2 separate regions of the Homo sapiens genome follow, and region 2 is linked to region 1. A link is a loop called in an ENCODE intact Hi-C map of the cell type or tissue named here. Cell type or tissue: PC-3. All regions are shown on one strand. Links, peaks and the distances in the headings refer to the core of each region. The heading gives the core; the rest is flanking DNA. Region 1 holds the start of ITLN2 (intelectin 2). Region 2 overlaps LOC105371470 (a long non-coding RNA gene).

The links. Hi-C counts contacts between places; a loop is a spot of excess contacts. Peaks named below come from ENCODE experiments on the same cell type or tissue, not always from the same donor. Only the 100,000 strongest peaks of a DNase experiment are listed, where the experiment ranks them.
Region 2: a loop joins it to region 1, with 10 times the contacts of the local background. A loop is called at or near these places in 21 of 110 quality-filtered maps.

The regions. Positions count from the first base shown.
Region 1 is chr1:160,947,931-160,956,262 of GRCh38, forward strand. ITLN2 (intelectin 2) reads right to left here and starts at 6,879. Exons shown (of 8, transcript NM_080878.3): 1 at 6,797-6,879; 2 at 6,457-6,520; 3 at 4,690-4,803; 4 at 3,113-3,360; 5 at 2,623-2,781; 6 at 2,116-2,236; 7 at 1-102. The coding sequence starts at 6,811. It overlaps LOC101928372 (a long non-coding RNA gene), which reads left to right. Exons shown (of 6, transcript NR_110695.1): 6 at 721-1,992. In PC-3, for the core only: CTCF peaks have their summits at 3,634 (motif pointing left), 3,835 and 6,475 (motif pointing left); DNase peaks (open chromatin) are centred at 1,671, 2,151, 3,621 and 6,471; H3K27ac peaks cover 1,884 bases.
Region 2 is chr1:160,773,409-160,781,740 of GRCh38, forward strand. LOC105371470 (a long non-coding RNA gene) reads right to left here. Exons shown (of 3, transcript NR_188636.1): 2 at 2,911-3,240; 3 at 1-2,806. Among named protein-coding and RNA genes, the nearest start is that of LY9, 19 kb to the right of the region's middle. RefSeq lists enhancers at 4,005-4,054, 4,375-4,444, 7,907-8,332. In PC-3, for the core only: CTCF peaks have their summits at 4,264 (motif pointing right), 4,464 and 6,828; DNase peaks (open chromatin) are centred at 1,683 and 4,263; H3K27ac peaks cover 501 bases.

The sequences.
Region 1 (8,332 bases), core at 120-8,119:
GCTCAGTGTTACAGCCAGTAACTTTTATCCCAGCACAAAGGGCGTTGGCTGCTCTCTCGTTATTAAACACCCGGAACTGAACGAATCCTGCAACAAATTCCCCTGAAAAAGAAGAGGTGAAGAAACAGCCAAGTAGTCAAAGGATGAACTAGAAGCAGCATCCCATTGGCCAGTCCAGGGATTCCCTAAGCCAAAAGCTGAGGCTACAGCCAAACACCCCAGGCTGTAGGGGTGCAGCCCAGTACCTTTATGGCCAGTGGCTGGTGCACGTCAGTCCTAAACTTGTCCCCAAGGAAACCTCTGTTCATAGGGGGCAAGAGGACAAAGGCTGGGACTCACAAAAGGACCCAGGTCTGCTTACAGCTTACAGGAGAAACTAGACTCTACAAAAAGATTACCAAAAAGATCTGAGAAGGCCCAGCAGGAATAAGCAATGATCAGATGTGGCTGCCTATTGCTGTTTACACACTTCTCATCCAATTACCATGGGTTAGTTTCCCTGACCATCACCTGCTTTCATCAAAATATCAAAGGCAAACAGTGATGTCTTTGATTTTTTTATCCACAACTTAACTTCTGTGCTCTTATTATACTGAAAACTGTCTTTTGTAAGATAATTAAAGTTATCCTTCATAACAAAAGTAAATCTCTCTCACCACTCTGCTAGTGGTTCTTTCCTGTGAACCTCAGTGTGCACTTTTTTTTTTTTTTTTTTGACAGGGTTTCGCTCTTGTTGCCCAGGCTGGAGTGCAGTGGTGTGAACTCAGCTCACCGCAACCTCCGCCTCCCAGGTTCAAGCGATTCTCCTGCCTCAGCCTCCCGAGGAGCTGGGATTACAGGCATGCGCCATCATGCCCAGCTAATGTTTTGTATGCACCTTTTCTTAACTATTATTGAAGGGGTGGCCTGCCCCTCCACACCTGTGGGTGTTCCTCGTTGGGTGGAACGAGAGACTGAGAAAAGAAAGAGACACAGCGACAAAGTATAGAGAAAGAAAAGTGGGCCCAGGGGACTGGCGCTCAGCATAAGGAGGACCCGCACCAGCACCAGTCTCTGAGTTCCCTCAGTATTTATTGATCATTATCTCTACCATCTCAGAGAGGGGGACGTGGCAGGACAATAGGGTAATAGTGGGGAGAGGGTCAGCAGGAAAACATGTGAACAAATGTCTGTGTCATAAACAAGGTTAAGAAAAGGTGCTGTGCTTTTGACGTGCACATACATAAACATCTCGGTGCATTAAAAAGCAGTATTGCCGCCAGCATGTCTCACCTCCAGCCCTAAGGTGGTTTTCTCCTATCTCAGTAAATAGAACATACAATCGGGTTTTACACCAAAACATTCCATTGCCCAGGGATAAGCAGAAGACAGATGCCTTCCTCTTATCTCAACTGCAAAGAGGCCTTCCTCTTTTACTAATCCTCCTCAGCACAGACCCTTTGTGGGTGTCGGGCTGGGGGACAGTCAGGTCTTTCCCTTCCCACGAGGCCATATCTCAGGCTATCACATGGGGAGAAACCTTGGACAATACCTGGCTTTCCTAGACAGAGGTCCCTGCGGCCTTCCGCAGTGTATTGTGTCCCTGGGTACTTGAGATTAGAGAGTGGTGATGACCTTTAACAAGCATGCTGCCTTCAAGCACTTGTTTAACAAAGCACATCCTGCACAGCCCTAAATCCATTAAACCGTGAGTCAACACAGCACATGTCTCTGTGAGCACAGGGTTGGGGGTAGGGTTACAGATTAACAGCATCTCAAGGCAGAAGAATTTTTCTCAGCACAGACCAAAATGGAGTCTCTTATGTCTACTTCTTTCTACATAGACACAGTAACAGTCTGATCTCTTTTTCTTTTCCCCACAATTATAAGAGTATACAAGGTGGTGATGAAGAAACCTGGGATTACGTGCTGTGAAATGGGGATAACAGCAATTCTAACTTCATAGTTTTCTCATGGTAATTAAATGACACAAAATCATGTTAAGTTCCAAGACAAGAGTCTGGTGCATTTTAAGTGCTCAGTAAATACTAGCAATTATTAATTGTTGTTATTTGCCACCATTCTCCAAGAGTACAAGAAAATATTTATGACTGGACTTAGGGAGCAAACACTCACGTTGACCATACGGTGAGTAATAAGATGCAGTCTTCTTAGCATCACCAAAGTCATAGACCACAGGTATGGCTGGGCCATTGTCATTCCAACATTTCCCTGATCTGTATTTCACTGGGTATTTCTGCAGAGACCCAGAAGAAAGGTTTTGTGAGGACAGTAGAGATGCTGCCACAGTGTGGGGGGAGGAGGGGTTTCAAATTAACTGCCATTACCCAAAACCAATCCTCATAATAGTGACTGCTTTTCCCCATAGCTGTGTCTCCCCAACAGCCCCAAACCCCTTGTCCCTGTCTCTTTCTCCCCATGCTTTCCTGTCCCACAGGCCTCTTCCTTGCTGGCTTAGAGTTTCTGAGAGGCCAGACATGAGTTCACAGTGAATCAAAGGAAGGAGAAACAGCCAACCACTCAGTAGTGATGTGGAACCACAGGACAGATCTGCCCCCTACCCTAGACACTTCGATCTCTGTTCACCAAAGAAAGTGCCCCCCAGCCAGCAGCCCTGTGTACCTGGTAGATGCCAAACAGATTATGTCCCAGTCTCTGGAGGAAGCCAGTGTTGGTGCGGTACCTCAGCAGGGCGCTGTTTCTCCAATGCTGCATGGGGGACTTGTTGGGCACATGCCAGATGCCCAGGTCCTTGGCCTGGATGTCGTAGTAGCCAGGGTTCTGGAAAGCAACAGACACTGAGCCTGACTGGGCCAGGAGGTACCAGGAGGCAGAAGGTCCACATGTGCAGCCTCAGCTGGGCTGAGAGCTCTGGGATCAGTAGGCAGATGGCCAGCCACGCTCAGACACCCCACTCCCAGCTGATGATCCCACCACCACCCAGGGCCCTAACAGCCTTGTTGAGAGGAAGTTGTGATTCAAGTCCTGTATTTCTCTCTTCTTCTCCAGCCCTTCCCCATATCCCCACCTTCCAGCCCTCCCTCCTGCAGGCTGGTGGCCAGCCACACTCCACACCTCACCCTCACCCAAGTAGGAGAGAAGTGGCACCAACCTTGTAGTCATCGCTCGTGGCCGCCTCTGCAGATCCAAAGGTGTTGTAGTTGGCCCAGTTGCCATCCCCCTCTGGGTAGTCTGCTTTGTTGCCCTGCTGACTGGACCAGCGATCACCCACCGTGCACTTCCCACGCATGTCATTCTCGTGCACGCTGGCCACCAGGGTCCAGCCGCCACCCCCAGAAGTCATGTCACAGAAGGTCTGGTAGACAACACCATTCTTGGTGCGGAGAAAATACAGGCCATCTGTAGAGAGAACCAGCCCAGAGCCTCCCTGTCTGAGAGCTCAGGGTTCATCTCAGCTCCGTGAATAGAAAAGCCCTAGGAAGTCAAAAGCACACTCAGAAGACTCCAACACATACTTGCTGGAAGACGATGCTCCATGCATCTTGTGTTCTGCTCACCTATGAGCAGAGGCACTGACTGTCTTGGCTTCACACTATCTTTTCAAAGAGTTTGTAGAGCAAATAGTCTTAGAAGAGACAGAGATGGTATCTCCCTCTCGACAGTGCCACCCTGTGGCCAGGAGAGGCCAGAAATCAGCACACGCCACATCTGATTCTACAGCAGGATAGGGCCTCTGTGCAGCTCAGAGCAAAGGTTGTGCCCACTTCATAAGATTCAGCTTCCCTAAGCTCAGAGTTCCCCTCCTGTTCACAAGCTTGCAGGAGACTGGCTCCACGGTGGCATCCTGGTGACCTTGCACATTTGCGCATAGGCCACATAGGGACAGCTGACCTAAGTCTTGGCAGAAAGCCTGTGGTCTTCCCCAAACATGGAAAGATGGGAACCTTGTGAGGAGCTGCAACAAGGTCACTTCTCACCCCCCTTCCCATCTTTCGTGGAGGCTGTCATGAGACAGCTGTCATAACTGTGTCATCATCTCCTGGGTTCTGAAGAGGTATGAGGCTTTTTGCCTCACTCACCCCCACCCCGTAGGGTACACAGGCTATGAAACAGCTATGGCAGCATGGACTGGCTCCTCAGCCACTGCCCATGTTGTGTTGTCACTCGCCCTCTTTTCTGTGCTGTCTTGTGGGGCAAGGGATGGGAAAAGCTGACACTTTTGCCGATCTTGAACTTGCTAGCTATGTGAGTAATAAACTCTCTGGCTCTAAAAAGGGTTTGTTGTTTCCTTGCCAGCCACATTTGTCAGCCAGCTTGACAAACCCACTACTTGGGCAGATGTCACCTGGCCCAGTACAAGAAAATGCTGATGCTCTGGCTACTGCTATTTCTGTGATTAATAAAGCTCTTTGTCTCTGGCTCGGGAGTTTCAGGTTTTCTGCCAGCATCTATAAACCTGGGGCAAGTAGGGGCAAATCTCAGACGCATCACAGTTCTTGCCACCACCATAAGCATCACCAGGAACACTGCATTCTCTCTGTGTTCAGAAGACTTTGTGACTGGAATGGGACACAAAAGCCTCAAAATTCCCACTAGAAACCTCCTTGAGTAGGAGCTGGGGGCAGAACAGGCTCCATATGGATATGTCCCTCCTGATTTCCATGACTGGGCTCTGTTGAGCTAAAAAGTGGCTTCAAAGAGAGAATGCTGAGTTGGTTCATTACTCACCACCTGCACTATGGCAGCGTTCCTTGATTTCTTTGCAGCTTCTAGGCAGGGAAGAAAAGGAGAAGGCACAGGTTTCGAATTCCCTCGAGAGCATCTCAAGAGAAGAGGCTGCTGCTAGAAAATGTGAGAATGAGTCTCATTAGAAGTCTGACCACTGAGGCCATCTTTCCTGGCCAATCTCTGCCCCTGTATCAACTCATCACTCTGCTCTGAAGTCCCAGGAGGTCAGGGATTCCCTATGCTAAGACGGTCTGATCCAACAGCTGGTATAGGTTAAACACCTGGAATCTTCCACTCGACTAATTTTAATTAAATACCTACTGTGTGAACTACCTAGACACCGGACAAAGACAATTTGACACATTTCTTCAAGAGACTACATTCTACAAGGAAGGAGCACATGGAAAGGGACCCAACTGAGATGGGAGGGCAAACCCACTAACGGGGGTGAGGCCTGGGAACTGCTGGGGAAGGGACCAGCTGTAACTCAGAGCAGGCTGATTTTGATGGGAGAATGGGAGCTGGCTACAGGACAGGAAGGAAAGGGGAGAGTACACCCCAGGAAGAGAAGAAAGCACATGAGATGGCCTGAAGCAATAACAGAGCCCAGCCCAGCCCAGCCTGCCAAAAACTACAGGTCAGTCGCTTATTGTGGCTGGAACATATGTTGTAATACAAAGAAGTCTGGAAACCAAAGCTGAAAAATTAACAGAGGCCAGTGGATGAAGGGCCATGTATATAAGTCTAAAAGCCTAGAAATCATTCCAAAAGCCTGGCAGAGCGGGAAAAAGTGTAAAATTACAGGACTCAGGCCAGGCACAGTGGCTCATGCCGGTAATCCCAGCACTTTCGGAGGCCGAGGAGGGTGGATCACAAGATCAGGAGTTCAAGAACAGCCTGGTCAATATGGTGAAACCCCATCTCTACTAAAAATACAAAAATTAGCTGGGGTGTGGTGGTGCACACCTGTAATCCCAGCTACTGGGGAGGCTGAGGCAGGAGAAGCTCTTTAACCCAGGAGACGGAGGTTGCAGTGAGCCGACATCACGCCACCGCACTCCAACCTGGGCAACAGAGCAAGACTCCGTCTAAAAAAAAAAAAATTACAGGACTCAAGGTAAAATCCAGACAAACCCTGATGACAGTGCCTCCTTGAGCAGACACTTAACATCTCTGATCCTTTTTCTTCATCTTTAAGATGTCATTAATAACTTCTTTATACGCATGGAGATCAAATGAGATGACATATGTAAATGTGCTTTTTTTAACTGATGGATTGAAATAAACAATAAACCCAGTATCAATGAAAAAATATCACTATTGTGCCTACTGGAAGAATAGAATTGTGAGGATTCTATTCTCACAATATCCTCCTCTGCGACTAGAGGAGGGTGTACCCTGGACACAGCACTGATCACCCAGCTGCCTCTGGAGATCCCAAGGCCAAGGCCACAAGAGCAGCTGAGCAGGGACACAGTTCTTACTCTCTCACCCCATGAACCCCTCACAGCCACAGAAGCAGAGAATCAAGCCCTAGGAAATACCTGAGCTAACACCCTGACTGCTTCAGACCAGACCCCAGGAGAGGCCAGAAATCAGCACCCAGTCCACACCTCAAGTTGGCTGCCTAGCCTGGGTTCCCTGCCTCTCCAGAACTTCCCCTTTGACCCTTGACTTCAGAGCCCTGCCCAGCTCTACTCCCTCCAGGCCCTGCACAGCAGAGGGGAGCCCAGGAAACTGCAGCTCCTACTCTCAGAAGCCATTTACCTGCACTGCACCCACTGGTGGCCACAGAGAAGAATAACAGGAAGCAGAGTCTGGTCATTGTCCTCTAAGGAAAAACAAGATGCACAAGGTCACTGGCTGGCCCTTCCTTTGTCATCCTCTCGTTCTTACTTCCTAACCTTTCTGAGTCAGGAATCCTCAAATGGAAAGTGATGGGCTCATGAGCATTCTAAAACCTCCTGGAATATGCCCCACGGCTGTCCAACACTACAAATACCCAAGGGGCCATGGGCTCATTTCCCTGAAACTCTAAATCTCTAAAACTGAGACCTGAGCTGGCATCATTGCTCCCACACACATGGATCAAAAACATTTTTCTCACCAGCATGGACAGCATCCTTACAGATGCCAGGAGCTGATAGTTCCCTTCCTGTGGACACTCGGAGCTCCCCTGCAGAGGATCCTGATGAAGGGTGAAGTGCTGGTCCCTTTATGTGGAGAGCTGTGGAGAGCCAAACCACCTGAGCCCTGCCCAGCCCAACCCTGAGCAGCCTAGGCTGCTAGCCCCTCCCTCTGAAGCCCTTCCCTCTGAGGGTACCTGAGCCTGGGACCGTGGAAATGAGAAAGGACGTGCGACTGGCTGGAGGAGCAGGGAGCTGTGTTCCTGGCCACACAGGTGACTGTCGCCATCTGAGGAGGGGCATCCTGCTTTGCCAAGGCAGGCCATACAATGTAGCAGTATCTAATCAGATTCGTGGATAGGTCACAATCCTCCCCTGCGTTCTCCCTCTCCCACCTCCCCCAGATGCCCTGGCCCCCTAGACACAACTCTGTCAAGAAATCATCCTTTTAGACTGAGGTGACACCTCATGAAAAATAAATTAATTAATTAAGAATAATAATTGGCCAGGCACAGTGGCTCACACCTATAATCATAGCGCTTTGGGAGGCCGAGGTGGGCGGATTACCTGAGGTCAGGAGTTCAAGACCAGCCAACATGGTGCAACCCTGTCTCTACTAAAAATACAAAAATTTAGCTGGGTGCAGTGGCGTGCACCCGTAATCCCAGCTACTCTGGAGGCTGAGACAGGAGAACTGCTTGAACCCAGGAGGTGGAGGTTGCAGTGAGCCAAGACTGCTCCACTGCACTCCAGCCTGGGCAACAGAGCAAGACTTCACCTCAAAATAATAATAATAATAATAATAATAAATAAATGGGAAAAGAAGACATCATCCTTCCAATCTTTCCTCCAATTTCTCTATGAGGCCTTCCCTGACACCCCCATCACCAGACAAAGCTGATGGATCCTTCCTTTGTCCCACTATACACTGTCCAAACACTAATTATTGCATGTATCCTGCTGTAATTTTATTGTTTTATTAACTCTGTTTAGAAACAATTTGAAATTTATTAAATGTTGCAAAAATAACAATAATATAAAGCCACATATATGCCCTTTACCTAGATTCAACTATTGTTAATATTTCACCCCATTTGCTTTATCTTTCGTGTTCTCTCTCTCTCTCTCTATATATATATAGATATATGTATATAAAATACACCCACACACACAAAATTTTTTTCTGAACCATTTGAAGGTAAGGTACATACATCATGGGCTTTTACCTTTAAATAAATGCGTATGGGTTTTTTTTATTTTGTTTTGTTTTTTGACACAGAGCCTCACTCTGTCACCCAGGTTGGAGTGCAATGGCATGGTCTCAGCTTACTGCAACCCCCGCCTCCCAGGTTCAAGTGATTCTCCTGTCTCAGCCTCCCGAGTAACTGGGATTACAGGCACCCACCACCACGCCCAGCTAATTTTTGTATTTTTAGTAGATACGGGGTTTTGCCATCTTGGCCAGGCTGGTCTTGAACTCGTGACCTCGTGATCCACCTGCCTCGGCCTCCCAAGTG
Region 2 (8,332 bases), core at 102-8,101, 170 kb before region 1:
ATGAGAGGAAAGATCTACTTAAGTATAGTGGCCAAAGGCTGCTCCAAGGAGATGACATTCAAGCTGAAGCTGGGCTGAATCTAGTTATTTAAACATTAACAAAAACTTAATAATATATATGTGTGACAATAACAATGTTTTTATGTTCCATTCAATTTTTCTTAAATAAATAAGCTCCTTTTTCTTTCTGAACACTTAAAAACACACTTCAATAAAACATAAACAGATTATTTTAAACAGAAGACACATAGCAGTTTCCTGATAATTTTGAACTCAGTTTGTAAATGAAATAGGGTTTATGCCTTAATCAGTGTCAATGTCCTTCTCTCACACCAGGAAATGCTGGCCTCAGGCAGCACTCCACATGCGAACTTCTTTAACTCTGTGTCTCACAGGATGGCCGCCATCTCGTACTTCTCTTCTTGGTTTCTCCCCATGTCCAGGTGAAATCTATTCAATCCCCAAAACTCCCAGAATCAAAAAAGGAAGAAATTCTTTCCTCAGGGAGTGGGGTACAAAGGAGGCTGAATGAACAATGACCACAAGTTAGTAATTGGGAGAAAAGGAAGACAGGAAGACAGAGAAACAGGGAAAATGATTTTGAAGGAAGACAAGTCAGAGGCATGGCTGGGCTGGAGGCCCCTTCAGGTAGCCGAATGTGGGGGCGGAACTGAAATGTCCATCAGGCCCCGTAGAGAGAGGGAGACTGTGAACGTCTACAGCCAATTATCATGTCTGCATGTGTCCCACAACACCCAGCGCAGATGCTTTTTAAATACTTGTCAGACCCACATTTTTTGACACCTATTACTCGTTGTGTATTAGAGATGCAGAGAACAGTAAGAATGTGTTTTTCTCACAGTTCAGTGGAGAGCACAGACACAAAAAGCCCATAATAGAACACATTCAATGTTGTCTTTGTACAACAAAATACAGAACTCTCCCAAAGTCATTTCCCAGGGCTGACTGGAAGATGAAATGGCCAAAAAGCTAGTCAGGTGCAGGTTGTGATGATTGTAACAGTGATTTACATGAGGGGTAGAAATTTATCTGGACCTCTTCTTCATTGTATCTACAATGGTTAGAACAGCACAGGGTTCATAAAAGATACTCAGTAAATACCTGTGGCTTAAATGAATGAATAATTGTTTAAATACCTTAGATAGTGGGCAGACATCATAGGGCTTTTTTTTAGTTTTTAAAATATTTACTATTTTTGATTGACAAATCACAGCAGCATGCATTTACGGTGAACAATGTGATTTTTGATCATGTATACAATGTGGCATGATTAAATCAAATTAATTAACATATCTTCACTCACCTACCATTTTTTACGGTGAGACATTTGAAATGTACTCCCTCAGCTATTTTGAACTGTATAATACATTATTATTGACCATGGTCGCCTTCTGTGCAATAGATCTCAAAACCTATTCCTCCTGTCTGTCTGAAACTATTACCGTTTAATCAACACTTCCACATTCCCTCTCATGTCCTAAAGTTTTAAGCTAAAAAGTAACACAAGCATTTCTTAATTTAGAATTAGACCTCTGGCAGTGCAATCTGGAAGATGATTGGGAAGGAAAAGATTAAGGAAGGAAGGAGTGGTTAGGAGTTTGTGGAGTGGTCCAGGCAAGGAATAAAGGGAAAGGGTGAGCAATGGCAGGATGTGGTGGGGAAGAGGAGGGGCCCTAAATGACACTGGCATTTCTGCCTTTGGCAACAGAAAGAAAACAAGGGGAGTGGAGAAAGGCCTGAGGCACCAGTCTTGAGAAGGATCCTGATCCAAGGGAAGATGTCCCAGGAGAGAGCAGCCCAGGTGACAAAGGAGAGCAGGTTAATGTGTCAAGTGCTGGGAGAAGCCAAGGATAACAGAATTTAAAAGTGGCCAATGAATTTATCCATCAGGATGTAGCTGGAGGGGCAAATCAGCAGCAAGTGGGTGGAGAATGAATGATTGAAGATCTGGAGTCAGGAAAGACAGCTGTTTCAGAAGGCAACTGAGAAGAGGAGAGACAGGATATGTTTGAACTAACACAGTTTCCAGCCATGACCTATGACTAAGCCAAATGGGACCAGGGACACCATGAGAGGCCTCCCCTTGCCTGCCAGAAGAGCACAGCCTCAAGTGTCTCTCAGAGCACCTCTAGGCAAGGGGAGGTGGTAAGTCCTCTCTGAGAACACAGGCAAGGGGTTTCGAAGCTCTCCTCAGTGGGCTGTGCAGGGTTGAGTGTGGGTGAGGCAGCACTTTTCCTCAGGGAGTCCCAGGAATGAGCTGAATGCCTCGCTGAGTCTGCAGCAGGTCAGGCACAGAGGACCGAGGCCAACAGAGAAAAGGTGGACCGAAGCGGGCCCTGGGATGGTGGCTCCAGAGCCCTTGTCTCCTGCCACCCCAGAGACACTTCCTGCTGCCAACTAATCTGGCTCCTCCCTTTCTTCAATTGCTCCTGGATCCAAGAGGAAGAGAGGCAGGGATGCTAAGAAACTAGACCAAGGCTTGCCAGGAAGAAGAGAGTCAGAGAAGGAAAAACATTACCTGAGCAAAGGGGTCTGGTAAGGACAGAGCTGGAGCTCTGGCTGGTGGGATTCCTGGCAGTGCAGTGATAGCTCTCACTTTCCCCAGATATCCAGGGGACACTGAGAGTGGTCCCCCCATGGGACACAACTGCCCCATGACTAGGAGGCTCCCAGCTGTTCTGCACATTCTCTCCAGCCTGTTCCAGGGAGCAGGCCAGGGTGATGAAGCAGGTCCCATCCTTCATGATCTGGGAGCTGGCAAAGATGTTCAACTCCTACAGCATCTCTGAACCAAGAAGGGAAAGCTTGAGCTATGAGAAGGCTCTGGTCTGGCCAAACAGGGTAGAGGAAAGCTCAGTTTCAAATGTGGGGCCCTCCAGCCCTCCTTACCATAGACAAGCAGGGTGAAATCCCTGGTGATAATGATTGAGGAAGTATGCAGAGTTACCCAGGCTTATAGGCTTATAGTCCTGCAGCCTCAGGGGGCTGATCTGAAGAGAGTAGCTGTGGTGGGGAATGTTCAGTCATCCACTGTAGGGTCCCTGAGTCTCAGAAACCAGAACTGGTTTGTCTGTTCATCCTTGTTGTAAAACAGCAACACGCTCTCAAGAGCTCCATGTAACACTTTCTACCTCTTGCTCTGCTGGGACCTCCAGGGGCCAAGTGGCCAACTCCCCAAGGATATCTTCCCCACTGTATCTTCTCCCAGTGTTCCTGACCCTGTAGACAAAGAAGAGAACCCACAACCTCAGTGTCAGTGTCTCCCCACCTAGTCAGGAAAGCCACAGGCTCCATCCAGCTCCTCCTGTGTGAGTCCCTCCAGCCTCCCCACCAGCTCCAGTGGGTCTTCTCCTCCCACTGCCATGACCACACAGACCAACACCCACCCACCCCAGACTCCCACCCTCCCAATGGTGTTAGCCCCCTTGCCCCAGGGTCTGAAGGGAACCAGGACTTCTTCTTCCACCCTCCCTGTCAACCCCAGAGCTGCTCAGGCCCCTGGGCAGACTGAGGAGCCTGGTACATATGCAGAAGTGAGGCACTGAGATAGGGTGGGAGCTGCTGTTACTGAATGGGTTCTTGACCATGCAGGTAAAAGTTAGAGCACTGTCCCCAAGCCTCAAGGAGACACTGAGGACAGACCCTCCACAGGACACAACAACAGTCTGGGGTCCCAGGGGTGTCCAGCTGTAAGTCACACTGCCTCCTCTGCTCTCTGCCACACATGTCAATGGCATATGAGAGTGACAATGCAGCATCCATCCTCACTAATCCTGGAGCTCAGTGTGACATGAGGCCAGGCCAGCTGCTCTGTGTGTGCGAAAGGGAATAAACTGAGGACTGGGAAACTGCTCTGGGCCTCCACTTCACAGGACAGAAAATGCACGGCATTAGTGCCCAAACCTTGCATCACCTTGAATACACAGAAGGAACAGCAGAGGCAGGATCTGCCCACATCTGTTCCAGAACTTTGTGCTATGTAAGGCCATGTCACTTAACATCTCAGTTGATTTCCAGAACAACTCCATGAACTAAACAGGGAAGATGTTATATCAACTCCATTTCACAGGCTCAGAATGCTTAGATAACCTGCCCAAAGTCTCATCTAGTTAAGTGGTAAAGCCAAAATCCAAATCCAGTGAATTTGAGCCCAAAACTGAGTTTCCCAACCCTGCCCTGAATAGATAAAGGAATGCAAGTACGGAGCTGTGTTGTAATTACATATTTTCCCCGTAGGGGGCTCTGCAGCATACACTGAGCTTCCAGGTGTTGATCAAGAGTCCCAGAGGAGGTGGCTGTGTGCCTTTGAGGTTTCTCCCACTCCCTTGCACTCCCTTGGACCTGCTCCCCGTCTCCTCTTGCCCCAGGGCCATGACCCAGATATTCTTAAGTGCTCGAGGTGTCCACATTGCCATTATTTGTCCACCAGCCTCCCAGGCCAGACCCAGGAGGATTTGGGGGAGGCGAGAAGAGCAGCTGCAGACACCAGGCCTGAAACACTCAACAAAGTCATATTGCATAGAACAAGGCTACTCTGCTACTCAGCCTCAGCCCTGTGGCCCACACGACTGCAGCCCCAGGGGAAACTCAACTGTGCAAAGTAGGACCACACAGGCCCAGCGTGTCCCCCAGGAGAAGGCAGCCTGGACATCCCCACAGGTGGGTACCTTGCTGCTGGCTCTCCCCACTGTGTCTCCTATATATCAGGCCCTGGGATGCAAGCCACTTGACTTCTATTGGCCCTTTTCTCATCCAATAAATATGGCGACATACCAGAAACCCAGAGAATGAAGGCACAGGGTACAGCATCAGAATACCTGAGTTCGATTCCCAAATCTGCCACTTTCTAGCTCCATGTCATAGGTGTCTTATTTTCCCTTTCTAAGATTCCGTTTCCTTCCTAGAAATGAAAACTCCTGACCTGCATACTGGCAGGGCTGTTGTGAGGCTGCAGTGATGGGAAACACCCTGTGAAGGATGGAGCCTGACCATTAGCACTGCCTTGCCATTGGGATGTCAACCCAGAGAGAGAAGGGCTCTCTGGAAGACCCCACCCCTGATGGATTGGCACAACCCTATCCTCTACCCAGACTCCACCTGACACCATACCACACTAAGTAAGTGCTATCAGAATGACTATCAGCGAGGCCAAAGGGCCTCTCCCACCAGTTTTGGGCCCACCCTACCCTAGTGAGCAACCCAACCCCAAGTCCCAGCAACCCACTTCCATTGTGCCCTGGTCCTGTTGTGAGAAGCAGGCCATAGCCAGCCCAGGCCTGATTTATGGCAGACACGCCTTCTCCCCAGCCATGTGGACCTGACCAGAGAGCAGCCCCATCAACTCCACTAAAAGAGTGCCTTCGTCTAATAGGAAGATTTCCTATCACAGAATCCAAGAAAAATGTCTGTGAAGGTTCTCTGCTGGCCTTCCCATGTCCATCCTCACTCACCACCTGTCCCCCTCGCTCATTGCAGGGGAACGGCTCTGCCATAGCACCCTGAGACCTTGCACATCTCTCTCAGGCAAAGGTTTCAACCTCTGCTAAACTGGGTCTTGGCAAAATGCCTTGTGATCCACCCAGAACACGAGAGTTCAGGTGGCCTGTGAGGCACAGCCTTGAAGCCATCTCCCCTGGGAGGCTGTCATGAGACTATTTCCCCTGGCTCCTGGGGTTCTGATGCAGTATGGGACTTCTTGTCCTCAGAACACAGCTGCGGTCTCTAAGTCCTCTTTGCTGAAGGTAGAATTGGCCCCTCGGCATCTGGGTATTCCACAGCTCCCACTGCAGCCATCTGGCCCCTTTTGTTTCAATGTCATCTTTTCTGGTGTGGGACAAGTGCCCAGGGATCTGGAACCCTTGGCTACTCTTCCATTCGTTATATGAATAATCAACTGTCTGAATCTCAAAGTGGCTCAGCGTAGCATCTTTCATAGGCCTTTCTCGGTGCTGTGTGTGCTTGATACCCACCCCATTGCTTCCTTTGTAGTTTCTCCTGCTAAGATTTTTTAAATTTCTTTAAGGAATTTGATAAGAGCATCCCTCTGCATCTGCATAGGCCTTTCCAAAGCACTTTCATATGTTTTCACTCTCACAAAAAGGTATTGTTCCCATTTTAGTAATGAGGAAGCTCCAGGCCACAAGAGGAGGTTGTGGAAAAACTCAGTTCTCAGGGCCTGAAATCCCATTCTCTGACCACTACTGTCCCAAGAACTCTGCTTCAGGTGGTCTAGGGTAGGTCCTGAGGCTTGACATTTTTCAGGAGATTCTCTCTGGCAACTCTAACTTACATATCTTTAAAAACAAAAAACAAAACAGTGCGCATAAATTAGTCTTGCAAATTGCGAATGTTACTAAAGCTGTAGAAATGACTGAGAGGCTGACACTGCCTCACCCACTGCTGCCATCTCTAAGACACCCACTATAGACTTGCAGATGGTACTCCCAGGTGAGGGTGCTGCAGGAAATCCTCAGGTTAACATGGGCTCGGTAGGGCCCTGTATCCTCCCAGCTCAGGTTGCTGATCTACACGCAGGGATAAACCTGGACTCATGACACTCAAGCGACCCGAGGACCAGGTTTCCGCTTGGTAAAAGATGTCTGGGCCCCCAGCTTCTCCCATGGTTACTGTGGTGATCTCCATGGGGACCGAACGCGATATCCAGGAGATGGTCGCCACCTCCTGTCCAGAGCGATATCCAGGAGATGGTCGCCACCTCCTGTCCAGAGCGATATCCAGGAGATGGTCGCCACCTCCTGTCCAGAGCGTCTGCAGGGGCAGAATGACAGACCCTCCTAGGTCCCAGTGACCACTAGGGGTGCTGTGGTCCCTCTGGAAGTCCCTGGTCCTGCAGACACAGAACAGAAGCTTCAGGGGGTAGCCTGACTACGCCAGAAGGTCACAACAGGCCTGAGAGGGGATTATTATCCCCATTTTATAGACGGGAAAACAGTGACAAAGAATTTAGGTGACTTGCTCGAGACCACATCCCCATAAGGCTTTGTCCAGTCACTTCTGAAACAGATGTCACATCCTCTGAGGCCTAGCCAGGATTCCTGGGAACACATCTTTCTAGAGCAGGAGAACTTGTGGTGTGCTGGCCAAGCCAGTTTAAGGGTGCTCAGGGGGCAGCTGTTGGGATCCCAGCCTATACTTAAGAGGAGAGTGTAAGCACTGGGGAACCAGTCAGACTGCCCGAGTTCAAACTTGCTCTACCAGGTACTAGCTGTGTGATCTTGGGCAGGTGCTAAAACTCTCTGAATCTTGGTTTCTTACCTGTGAAAAACAGGAAAGGCCATCTTCTAGGATTTTGTGAGGGTTAAATGAAATAATGCAAGTAAATACTATTCACTATTAGTATTCACTATAAGTATTGTGAATTATTATAATTCACTTCAATCCACTATTAGTATTATTAAAGGCACTTTATATCACTGGAATAAATTAGTGAATGCACCTTGTTTGCATCCTCACCAAAACCAGTCAGAACTCTTGTAGAGCAATTTTGAAAACCACTCCTCAGTAGCATGACCTATCTCTGTCAGAGTATTTCTGCAGCACAGACATGCAGTCCCAGGAGGCAGAAATGCTGAAGCTGACCAAGGTCTACTACACACTTTTCTCTCTGTACAGCTGCGTACAGAGAGAAAAGGCAGCATGGGGTCTAGGGTTTGATTTCAAATTGGAATCTGGAAGCACTGGCTACATAACTACTTCTTAGACTGGGTGATGAGGGTCCTTGCCAAGCTGAACTGAGGGGTCCTGTGACAATAGCTGTGGTCACGAGGAGTGGGAGGGTGTTTGCTGTCTTGTGAGGGTGTGTGCACCAAGCCAGGGGACATGCAGTGTCCTGGTGCACTCACCAGACTCCGCTGGCTGGCCCAATGTTATGTTCTTCCATGGAACTAACTATTCTGGCTCTGCCTGGAGTGGGCAGCAAGAAGCATCCCACACAGGGTGTTGCTGACACCAGATAGATATTCCTCTCCCCAAATACAGCCCAGGCCTGAAACCTAAGCTGGAGGTATTCCACCTGGAACAAGCAGCTTTGCCCCCGGCTTGTACCCTCTAGTGTGGTAACTCGCTAGACCGGTTTCCATTCTGCTTCCTTGTTACAGCCTTATCTGAGCTCTATACTTCTGGTCCAGCCACGCCTTCCCCTTAGTTTCCTTTGGCCTGTGCTTTTGTTGAATTGTTTTGTTTCAAGCATTTACTTCATTCTGCCTCATACAAATAGCTGTGCTGTGTGTCTTTCCCTAGAGCCCATGAGCAACCCACGGAGAGAAGTTGGGAGGGAATTAATATCTGAGTA